Linked DNA regions of Homo sapiens: region 1 is linked to region 2. Evidence: chromatin contacts called from ENCODE Hi-C or POLR2A ChIA-PET data. All regions are on one chromosome and are shown on one strand. The core of a region is the stretch at or near the end of the contact, and the rest is flanking DNA. Distances in the headings are between cores, read along the strand shown.

The links. Hi-C counts contacts between places; a loop is a spot of excess contacts on that map. ChIA-PET counts read pairs that join two places held with the same protein, here RNA polymerase II (POLR2A). Pooled maps may share reads with other maps.
Region 1: a loop to region 2 is called in a map of Caco-2, with 2.1 times the contacts of the local background. The contact joins two enhancer-like sites. A Hi-C loop is called at or near these places in 3 of 168 maps with a recorded cell type or tissue (B cell, Caco-2 and sigmoid colon), 14 of 37 single-sample maps with no recorded cell type and 11 of 50 pooled maps. POLR2A ChIA-PET finds 5 or more read pairs at or near these places in 7 of 52 experiments (MCF 10A, OCI-LY7, activated B cell and 3 more).

Annotation. Positions count from the first base shown.
Region 1 is chr11:95,334,363-95,338,799 of GRCh38, reverse strand. No RefSeq gene overlaps it. Among named protein-coding and RNA genes, the nearest start is that of SESN3, 110 kb to the right of the region's middle. RefSeq lists enhancers at 310-1,037, 1-2,198. Within about 2 kb of position 1,284, at least 31 of the 41 ENCODE cell types and tissues checked have a DNase peak (open chromatin) inside an H3K27ac peak, as active enhancers do; they include B cell, where a contact is called at or near this core.
Region 2 is chr11:95,278,324-95,283,085 of GRCh38, reverse strand. No RefSeq gene overlaps it. Among named protein-coding and RNA genes, the nearest start is that of SESN3, 50 kb to the right of the region's middle. RefSeq lists a silencer at 2,267-2,561. Within about 2 kb of position 2,730, at least 8 of the 41 ENCODE cell types and tissues checked have a DNase peak (open chromatin) inside an H3K27ac peak, as active enhancers do; they include B cell, where a contact is called at or near this core.

The DNA.
Region 1 (4,437 bases), core at 35-2,534, 57 kb before region 2:
CTGCAGAGAACTGCACTGTCAGCAGGTTAGGAACTGGGCGCTTGTCCATGTTTTCCTTATTTTTAAAGGAGTCATTGACCTTCCACAGGCCTGTATCAAAATGGGGGGAACAAAAATGCTGCCAGACAGGGCGGAATTGGAAGAGGCCTCTTTCAGGGGCTGGAAAGGCCTTCGTTTAGTCTATTTACTGTCATGGAAATTCTGAGTGTGACTTAGAGGCCTCCTTGGCTCTGAGCCAGGTGGAAAGGTTTGGAAAAAAAAAAAAAAGCAGAGACTCAACTGGGGAGTGAGCTGGGTGGGAAAGCAGCTGCCCTGGCACAGCCCCCAGAGGGATGTGAAGAGCCCCAGTGCCTATTGTGCAAAGGCAGATTCAGAAATCCCTGCAAGTTTGGACATAGGTGACAGCCAATGTCACTGTTCCAGAGTGGCCAGGTTTGATAAACATGCTGAGAAGTTGTTAGAATTTGTTCTTGATGAAGGAGGCTTCACCCGACATACCATTCATTCCTTCATTTGTTCTTCAAACAGTCTTTAAGGGCCTACTGTGTTTGAGACACACCACGCTCAGCACTGAGAATACAGTCATGACAAACACAATCTCTGCCTACTATTCTGTAGGAAGACAGTCTAGTAAAAACAGCTACTATACTACAATAGTTAGGCAGACCAGAGCCACCATAGGAGTATTAGAACAGTCTCAGATCTACCCTGCATGGCCTCTCTCCAGGGCACCTCAATTCATTTCATCAATCATCACTGGAATTCCTATCAACCCTGTGCTAAGAGTTTAGTCCCTCCATATTATGGGCCCACAGGATCCAAGTGAATTGGTACTCTCCCAGGTTACAGAAATTCGCTCCCTGTCTAGTGCAAAGGATGTATGAGCTACAACTTGTCCCCTCTCCCAGGGGGATTTGCATTTTAAAGAGGATTATCACCTCAGCTAAAGGCAAGGTTCCCCCAGTGCAGGCTTTTAGGCCAAAGCAGGAAGAGTAGAGAGTGTCTTAGAGAACCAGAAGACTGCCTTCCTAGAAACACAGATGTCACTCCGGGGAGGCAGCCTGCCCGCCCTGGGCTTTAGGCCGTTCTGGAACTGAAAGGGGGTTGGAAACCATCTGGCAGGATACGAAAGAGAAAGCCCGTGGCGAGCAGCCACCGGAGCCTTGCTTTCCTGGGCTGGCCTTCCTAAGCTCCCCACAAGCAAGGACTTGTTTTCTGCTAAGCTCTCAGGGAGTCTAAGAAGGGGTTTACGTGAGAGAGTGTGTGTGTGTGTGTGTGTGTGTGTGTGTGTTTGTGTGTGTGTGTGTGTGTGTTCTACAGCCTAAAGAGAAACTGCACATAGGGGAAGCATGTGAGGTAAAGAGGCCAGAGAAAAGATTCAAAGAGAACAAGCAAGAGAGCCGGTTGGGGCAGGTCTCCAGAGCCGCTATTATTTTTTTCTGGTTGATTATCACAGTGCTTGAAAATGAAGAATAATTTCAGAGGTTGGTGGGGAGGAGGGGCCTGGCTTCTTGGAAGCCTTATTAACACCAGGCGAACAAGACTGTAATTAATCATCAGGGTGAACTTGAGCCACTGGGATGAACGCTAACCCGTTAACCAGCTCTGCCTGGTATTTTTATTTCAGCAAGATCTGAAACTTTAAGGATGTCCTTCTGAACACGATTCCCACCACCACTGCCCTCGGTAACTCAAATGAAGCTTCTGGAGTGAAGCCTTGCAACTGTACTGTCATGTTTTCAACTTTATAATTTTATTCTAGTGACTTCTAGATCTTAACTTTGACTTATCCACTGTGGTAAAGACAAATTGAAAGAATTTGAAACATCAGACAACTTAGATTATGATTTTTACGTATACCAGAATAAGCATTATTTTTTTTTTCTTCCTACTGCTATACCTTTCTTCTTATTGGGCTAGGGTTAATAGAAACAATTCTTATGAAAAGGAAATCTATTATTTTAAAATATATGCGATTTCAGACATTGTCTGAGATGAAGGTTACCTTCATGCTATCTGTGAAGAAAAGTTTGCTAAGTAAATGAGGACAATAAACAAAATCTCAGCCCAAATTTTTTACCTTACTTGAAGAAACATATTGTAAGAACCATAGCAGCATCCATTTACATGTAAACATTTTTATACTACTTACAAATTATTGTCATCTTTCCTTAAAAGCTGACCCTCAAAGAACCTCTAGTTGGTAACGTGCTTCTAGCTTCATTTTCATCACCCTACATATTGGAAATTCATGAAAATGCTTTTCTTCGCAAGCATTCCCCCAAAGCTAATTTGAATTAATGATGTTGGTGTAGTTAGAGTTTGTTTATGGTCTGGTACTGCTAAATTCATGATTGACTATATTACCTGAAAAAAATGGGGTTCATTTGCCTGGCAAGTAACAACTCTCCACGAGAACACAGGTTTTTTCTCAATAAGCATTTTATTATTTGTCACAAAAAAGAAGAGCACTGGTGTGTTCTCCAAGGCAGTGTCTCCCTGAGGGAAAGTGACAGGAGGGTTTTACGGGGCAATGGAGAGTAGAGAGGAAGTGTCAGCGCATGTAGAGGAAGGGTCCCACCAGTGGTGCAGATGCAATGAGTCATCACACCAGCACATAGGTCACATGTTATGGTAATGAGGCTATAGCTCCCCTGAGGGGGTTGGTGGGGGGGTGGACTCTAGCATAGTAATGAGGAAAGTTCACTCAGGTTCATTTATAATTTGCCAGGGTCTGTCAGGAGCTGGTGTCAACCAACTGGGTGACCACATTCCACATAGGGTTTGGGACAAAACAGGCTTCAAGACAAGATGCTGTAAAACAGGCTGATTGCTCAAGTTGATTAAATTCCTATAGTCCCTGGAGATCCTCCCTGTCTGCTTACAGATAGATGGATGGGTGAATCTTCAATAGAGTCCACCAGACTTATGTCTTTATTTCCTTAAAACATGGGCCTCTGGGTCTCAGGGGACGCCCTGGGAAGTAGAAAGGATGTCCATTCCTCTCAAGAAGTCTTCACTGGCAGGGCGTGGTGGCTCACACCTGTAATCACAGCACTTCAGGAGGCCCAGGTGGGCAAATTACTTGAGGCCAGGAATTTGAGACCAGCCTGGCCAACATGGTGAAATTCTGTCTCTACTAAAAATACAAAAATTAGCCAGGCGTGGTGGCATGCACCTCTAGTCCCAGCTACTCGGGAGGCTGAGGGAGGAGAATCACTTGAACCTAGGAGGCAGAGGTTGCAGAGAGCCAAGATTGTGCCACTACACTCCAGCCTGGGCGACAGAGCAAGACTCCATCTCAAAAAAAACAAAAAGTCTTCACCATCCAAGACACACTTCCACCTATGACTGAAGACCATAGCTCACCAGCTTCGGGCCTGCTTCAGGGTCCTGAGCTGCCTCTTGTTCATCCTGCCACTTGTGCCTACCTTGGCTGTTTGGTCACTTGGTTTGGCAGCTTGACCATTTTCCACAGCCCTCGGTAAGTAGTGCTCCCCACTTGCTCCCACCAGCGGAAGCCTATTTCCCCTCCCCTCCCCAAGGCCAAATTGCCAGAGAGAGGGAGCAAGATTGGACAGCCCACTCACAAGCTCTCTCGGGGACACCTCATTCCATATAGGTAAACTCCTACTAGCTGCTGGTCTCAATTCTAGATAGCTGTGGACCCCAAAGGATGTAATTAATGCTATCAAAGAAGACACAGTGCTCTGCTACTTGGCTGTGAAAACTTCTCCTCCAAAGTGGAAGGTTTGACGATTTCCACAATAAAAATCTCCCCATGTTCTCCATCCCATTTTTCCCTTCAAAATATTAACATTTTTTGAATTTAGTCAACAAAGTCTACTTTTTCCTTCGACTTTTAAATGGACCCAAACATTTTCCATTAATCTAATTCTGTCTTTAATTGAATACCTCCCCACATTTTCCAGTTTCTTTTTAAAGCATTTTTTATATTCTATTTACAATATCAGAAGATAAAAATTAAGTATCCATAATGAAATCACTGTTTTTGTATACAAAATATGAAGTAAGTACAACAAAAATTATATTTGGGGGTATAAAATATGAAAGGAAGCCCCTGCCCTCACCATGACTCCTGGCAACTTCTTGGATCAGCTCCGATAAAAGTTTAGTGCCTTTCCTTCCAGACTGTTTCTGGGCTTACACAAACATGAACAAATGTTTTCAAACCAATTATCAAAGTTTCTTTGATTTCTCTTTCCCTCTTACCACATGTTATGGGCTGAATTATATCCCCTTGAAATTCATATGTTGAAGTCCTAAACTCCAGTTACCTCAGAATATTATGATATTTGACAATAAGGTCTTAAAGAGATACTTAGGTTACAATGAGGTCATTAGATTGGGCCCTAATCCAATATGATATGTGTCTTTATAAGAAGGATGAGAAAGAGGAAATCTGAACACGGACAT
Region 2 (4,762 bases), core at 1,481-3,980:
TCTCATTTTTCATTTCCTTCGAAGTCAGACCCCATCTCTGAGATCTGCCCCTTTTCATTGATGTCAGCAGGAGCCAACCTCTTGTCCAACTGTCCTGAATCCCTTACTGTCAGTCAACCTTTGACTAGAAATATTTGTATAACCAGAGAGAGAATGAGCACATTTATTCTCTTAAAAAATTCCATGTTCTATATTCAAGGCCAGTTTCCCAAAGATCCACTCCGGGGGTCGGGGGGTTGGTATTGAGGTAGCTTGCCAATGGAGCTGGGTAGAAAGTGGTCTGATGAGATGCCATTTTTTCACATGCAAACAGTGGCAAAGAGATTTGTTTATGCCTTGTCATGACTAGACAACCCAAATACCACCACGCCTGCATCAGCAGTTGAGTCTGGGTTTTGTCATTGTCAGTCCCTCTGGCATTCAGAAGAGATGCTGGCTCAGGAGGACCAGCAGAGTTTAATTTCTGAATGCATCTGAAATACTTTAAGCTCTTTGTTGGAGCCATTGCAAAATCGTAGTGGGTATAAGCCTTCTTTTCCCTTCAGTGGTTGCATCACAGTCACTAAGACAAGCACAACTGGCTGTTTCTCCAGAGAAACGTAGGCATCCGTGGTCCAAAGGTTAAGTATGCTGGGGCCTGGCTTGTTCAATTGCATTTCATTAGAGAGCCCAAGTGAGTGCAGGCTGAGCTCAGCAGCCTTGCTGGGGATGGGGAAGCAATTGCTGGCTGTTCTTTCTCCAGGGAAGGGGAGCAGCATATGGTGCTCCGCCTGTGACACAAACGGTTAATTTCTACTAGCTTTTCTGTAGTTTCAGCAACTCTGGGATTAGAAAGGACAGTTTCTTTACAATTCTCTGCAATATCTCTCAAAGTTACTTTCCAAGTCTCTGCTTTTGTTCTGCTGATTCTCTTTCAGCAGCTTTGTTTTGCTAAGGAGTAAACACTTGGTTTGGGATTGAGGGGGGATTTAGCTGCTTTGATTTTTCACTGCTTTTGCCCAGGGTCTCTGGAACAGTTATTTTGAATCTTGAAATAGCCTTAGATGTTTCTCCCTTATATGCATACACAAACACTTCTCTCTTTCTGTCTCTCTCTCCACCTGCCCTGTATTGTTTATTAATCACTGTGGAACCATACTGGTCCATATGGAATAAAAATCAGCTGAAGCAAAGACAAGGTATTTGATAGATTTAGTGGTAGTGGTGTGTGGATATGAGAGAGAAAGAGAGAGACTACTATTAATAATAACTGTTTATTGAGAACTTTCTATGGACCAGGCACCACGCTGCTAAGTACTATACAGGCATTCTTTAGTTAAATTCTCTCCAAGCTTATAAAGGCAGGTGTTGTTACTATCCCCATTTTACAGAGAAGAAAATTGAGGCCTAACTTGCTAGAGACACAATTTTGAAACAAAATTTGCTCTTAATTATGATGTTATAATGCCTAGCCCACTCCCATCTTTCTCAGAATTTTGTTTTATAAGAAAATTATATCACTGTTTTTTTTTAATGGCACAAAATCCTGAGACCAACAAGGATAATGACAAGAACTATAAATATTGAAACTCTTACCTATTAGACACTGTGCTTGATCTCACACAAACTTGCCTGTACATAAATAATAATACATATTATGCCCACTTTAAAAATGAGAAAACAGAATCTAAGATGTTTTAAGTAACTTGACCCAGCTCTTTCCAACTGACCAGTAAATGGCAAGTTGGAGTTCAAATACAAAGCTGCTGATTTCAATGTCCAAAATCTTCTCAGAGCCTCTTTCATTTTTTTCCTCATTGTTTTCTTAGGGAAAGAGCCCAAGCAGAGAATCATTGTTTGATCATTTTCTAATTTATCCATGTGTGAGCACCAGCACTTCATTCCTAATGTATGTACAGATTCATGTATTTAACATACAGTATAAGTACATTGGGAGAGATACAGTCCTCAGAAAAAAACAGAAGCCAGCATTTATTGAGGTTCTATTACATGCCAGGCACTATGTTAGGTGCTAAGATGTGGTCCCTGCCTTTAAAGAACCCTCAATCTTACAGGGAGATAAATTCTTAAGACATGAACTTTCAACAGAAGGTAGTGAGTCTAGTGAGGGGCTGTCATATACACTCCCAGATCAGGGGCATCTAACGTAATTGCGCCTCTGAGAGACCTTGGTGCCATCTACTCATTGTTTTCAGATGTTCACATTTGCACAGTTAACACAATTCTAGAGGGAACCAATGTTGCTAGCGGTTCATAAAACTGAGAAACAAAGCAAAAATAGCAAAAAGTAATACTACGAATAATAAGTGAACTGGAAACTCCTACTCAGAAAGTTTCCTAGGCTCTCCACTTCCCTGGAGCTACTCAGCCAGGCCATCTGCATGACAAGTCCCCAGTCCTGCCTGCCCTGCCAGAATTCCCCTCCAAAGGCACCAAGCCCAGAATCTGCTGAGTGGGCAGCAAGTTCCCGATGCCTGCCTTCCAGTGCCAGGTGACTTGGCTCAGGTATCTCCCAGAAACTTTGTACCACAAGACCTGGAAATTATTGCCTTTGCTCATCGCCAGACATTAGAAACGAGTATCTGTATCAGAAAAATAAGTAAATACAGGAAACCAGTAAGGGAAAGAGAAGGGTGAAACAGACAAATAAGGAGAAGTGAAGACAAGAACTAGAGACAAAACATCTCACAGGAGACACAGAGAGCTTTTGAAACTTCCTAATTTCCTACAAGGTTCAATGAGCCTAGTTGTACTTTCCCCATCTTGAATTTTGTGCAATCTCTCTATTTTATTTTACTAAATCCTTTTAAATGTGTTAACTCAAGTGGGTTTCTGTTTCTTCCTACCAAAAAAAAAAAAAAAATCTTTGACTAGAACACGTTCAAATTCTTCTCTTTTGAGTCATACATTTATCTTTTTAACCCACTATTTTGCCTCAGGAGTGAGACCCAGCCAGAGCTATTCATTATCTTGCAAATGCATTTAGCCTTTTGTTGCCTCTATTTCTTGGTTATAGGTTCTCTCTGCTCCAAAGGCCTGTTACCTTCATGTCCAAGTATCTATATGTCAGCCAGGCTTTGAGCCCCAGGGGAAATCTCCTCCATATGGCTTCTCTGAACCTTGCTGGCCACAAGTAATCTCTCACTATTCCATAGGGCTTCATATGTAGGTCTCTTGATTCCAGTGTTTTCTTCCTTATAGTAGAGCTATTAGTATACCCAACTTACGTTTCCTAGTATATCATAAGCTCCTAAGGGCAGAGATTTTTGTCTTACCCTTTACAAACTTTATCGGTGTTTTGCATATAGTAGACACTAAATTCTCTTTACAAAATGAGTGAATAAATGAATGAATTCAAAATGCCAGAAAGCATAATGAATTGAAAAGTGTCAAAACTCCAATTTTGGAGGAAATAAAAAGAAATCGAAAAATTAGACCCCATCAAACCTATAGGCAAAAAACAAATTAAAGAATATATTGAGATCAGTGCAAATTCAAGCAAACCTTGAACTTAATCTCTAAGATTTCTTCCACTACAAAATAAAATAAAATAAAAATCCATGCCTATGTTATTCTATACGACAAACATCTACAGCACTCCACAGGGAGACCAGAGTTTAGGAATCAAGTCTTGAGATGGTGCACATTTTTAGTGATGAAAAGACAATCCTTTTATCCATTTACCATAGTACTTATCATTACATAGTATGATATGTAATTATTTATATACCTATTTGCTTATGATTTCTCTCCTACTGAACCTACTGAAATGTGAGTTCCATGTGGAAGTGATCTTTGTTTCATCCAGTGATGTAGCCCGTGTGCCTAAAGAATGACTGGAATAGAGGTGGCACACAATAAATAATTGCTGAATGAATGATTGAATGACGAATGAATAGGAAATATAAAAACACATGAGCTATAGCCTCTGTCCTCATTAAGCATCCAGCTGTCTTTAGTATAGAAGACACTGCCCTGCCCATATCCTTCACCAGACCAATGCCCTCAGCCCCCAGCTGCTATAAGGGTTGTCTGCTAACAGCTCAGAGCTGCCCACTACTCCGGAGAATTGCTCTCAGTGGCTGGAAACATCTTTCCCAGAAAGGCATGGGAGGTTGCACATTATCTCCAGAGGTGGCCAGTAGCCAATGACTGGTTGATAAAGGGCTCCAAAATGTTGCCTCCACACCACTCGCCCACAGTACCTCTCAGTGTGGGAAAGTTTTGCAATGTCATTTGCCATCTAGAGTTCCTCAAGGGATCAAAGGGAGTGCACATCTTTATTTGGTCCCTCCTCATTCTGCTTCTCTCATTCCCTCCCTGACAAGTTTTTCTGAGAGCACTCTCTCAATAAATCACTCACATAAAAATCCCTGTCTCAGGCTCTGTGTCTTAAGAACCCAACCTAAGACATTTGGAGTTATCTATTATCTATTATGTGCCATGCACCATTTTTAAGACTTTATATTCAGTTGGAAATTTAATTACTCTAACTTTCATAACCAATTTGCATGACAATTATCACCCTGGATTTACTCAAGCTCACAGAGGCTAAATCAATTGCTTAATACCTTCTACATGATCAAGGTAGGATCTAAACATCAATCTTCATAAATCCAGAATCTCAATTGCTCACATTATTCTTCATTAGTACAAAACTCCATTTATATATCTCAGAAACATTTTGAATGACAATAAGAGAAGTAAAAGAGGTTTTATGGCTGATCCTCAGTTAACCAGAATATGCAATTAATCCCAACTG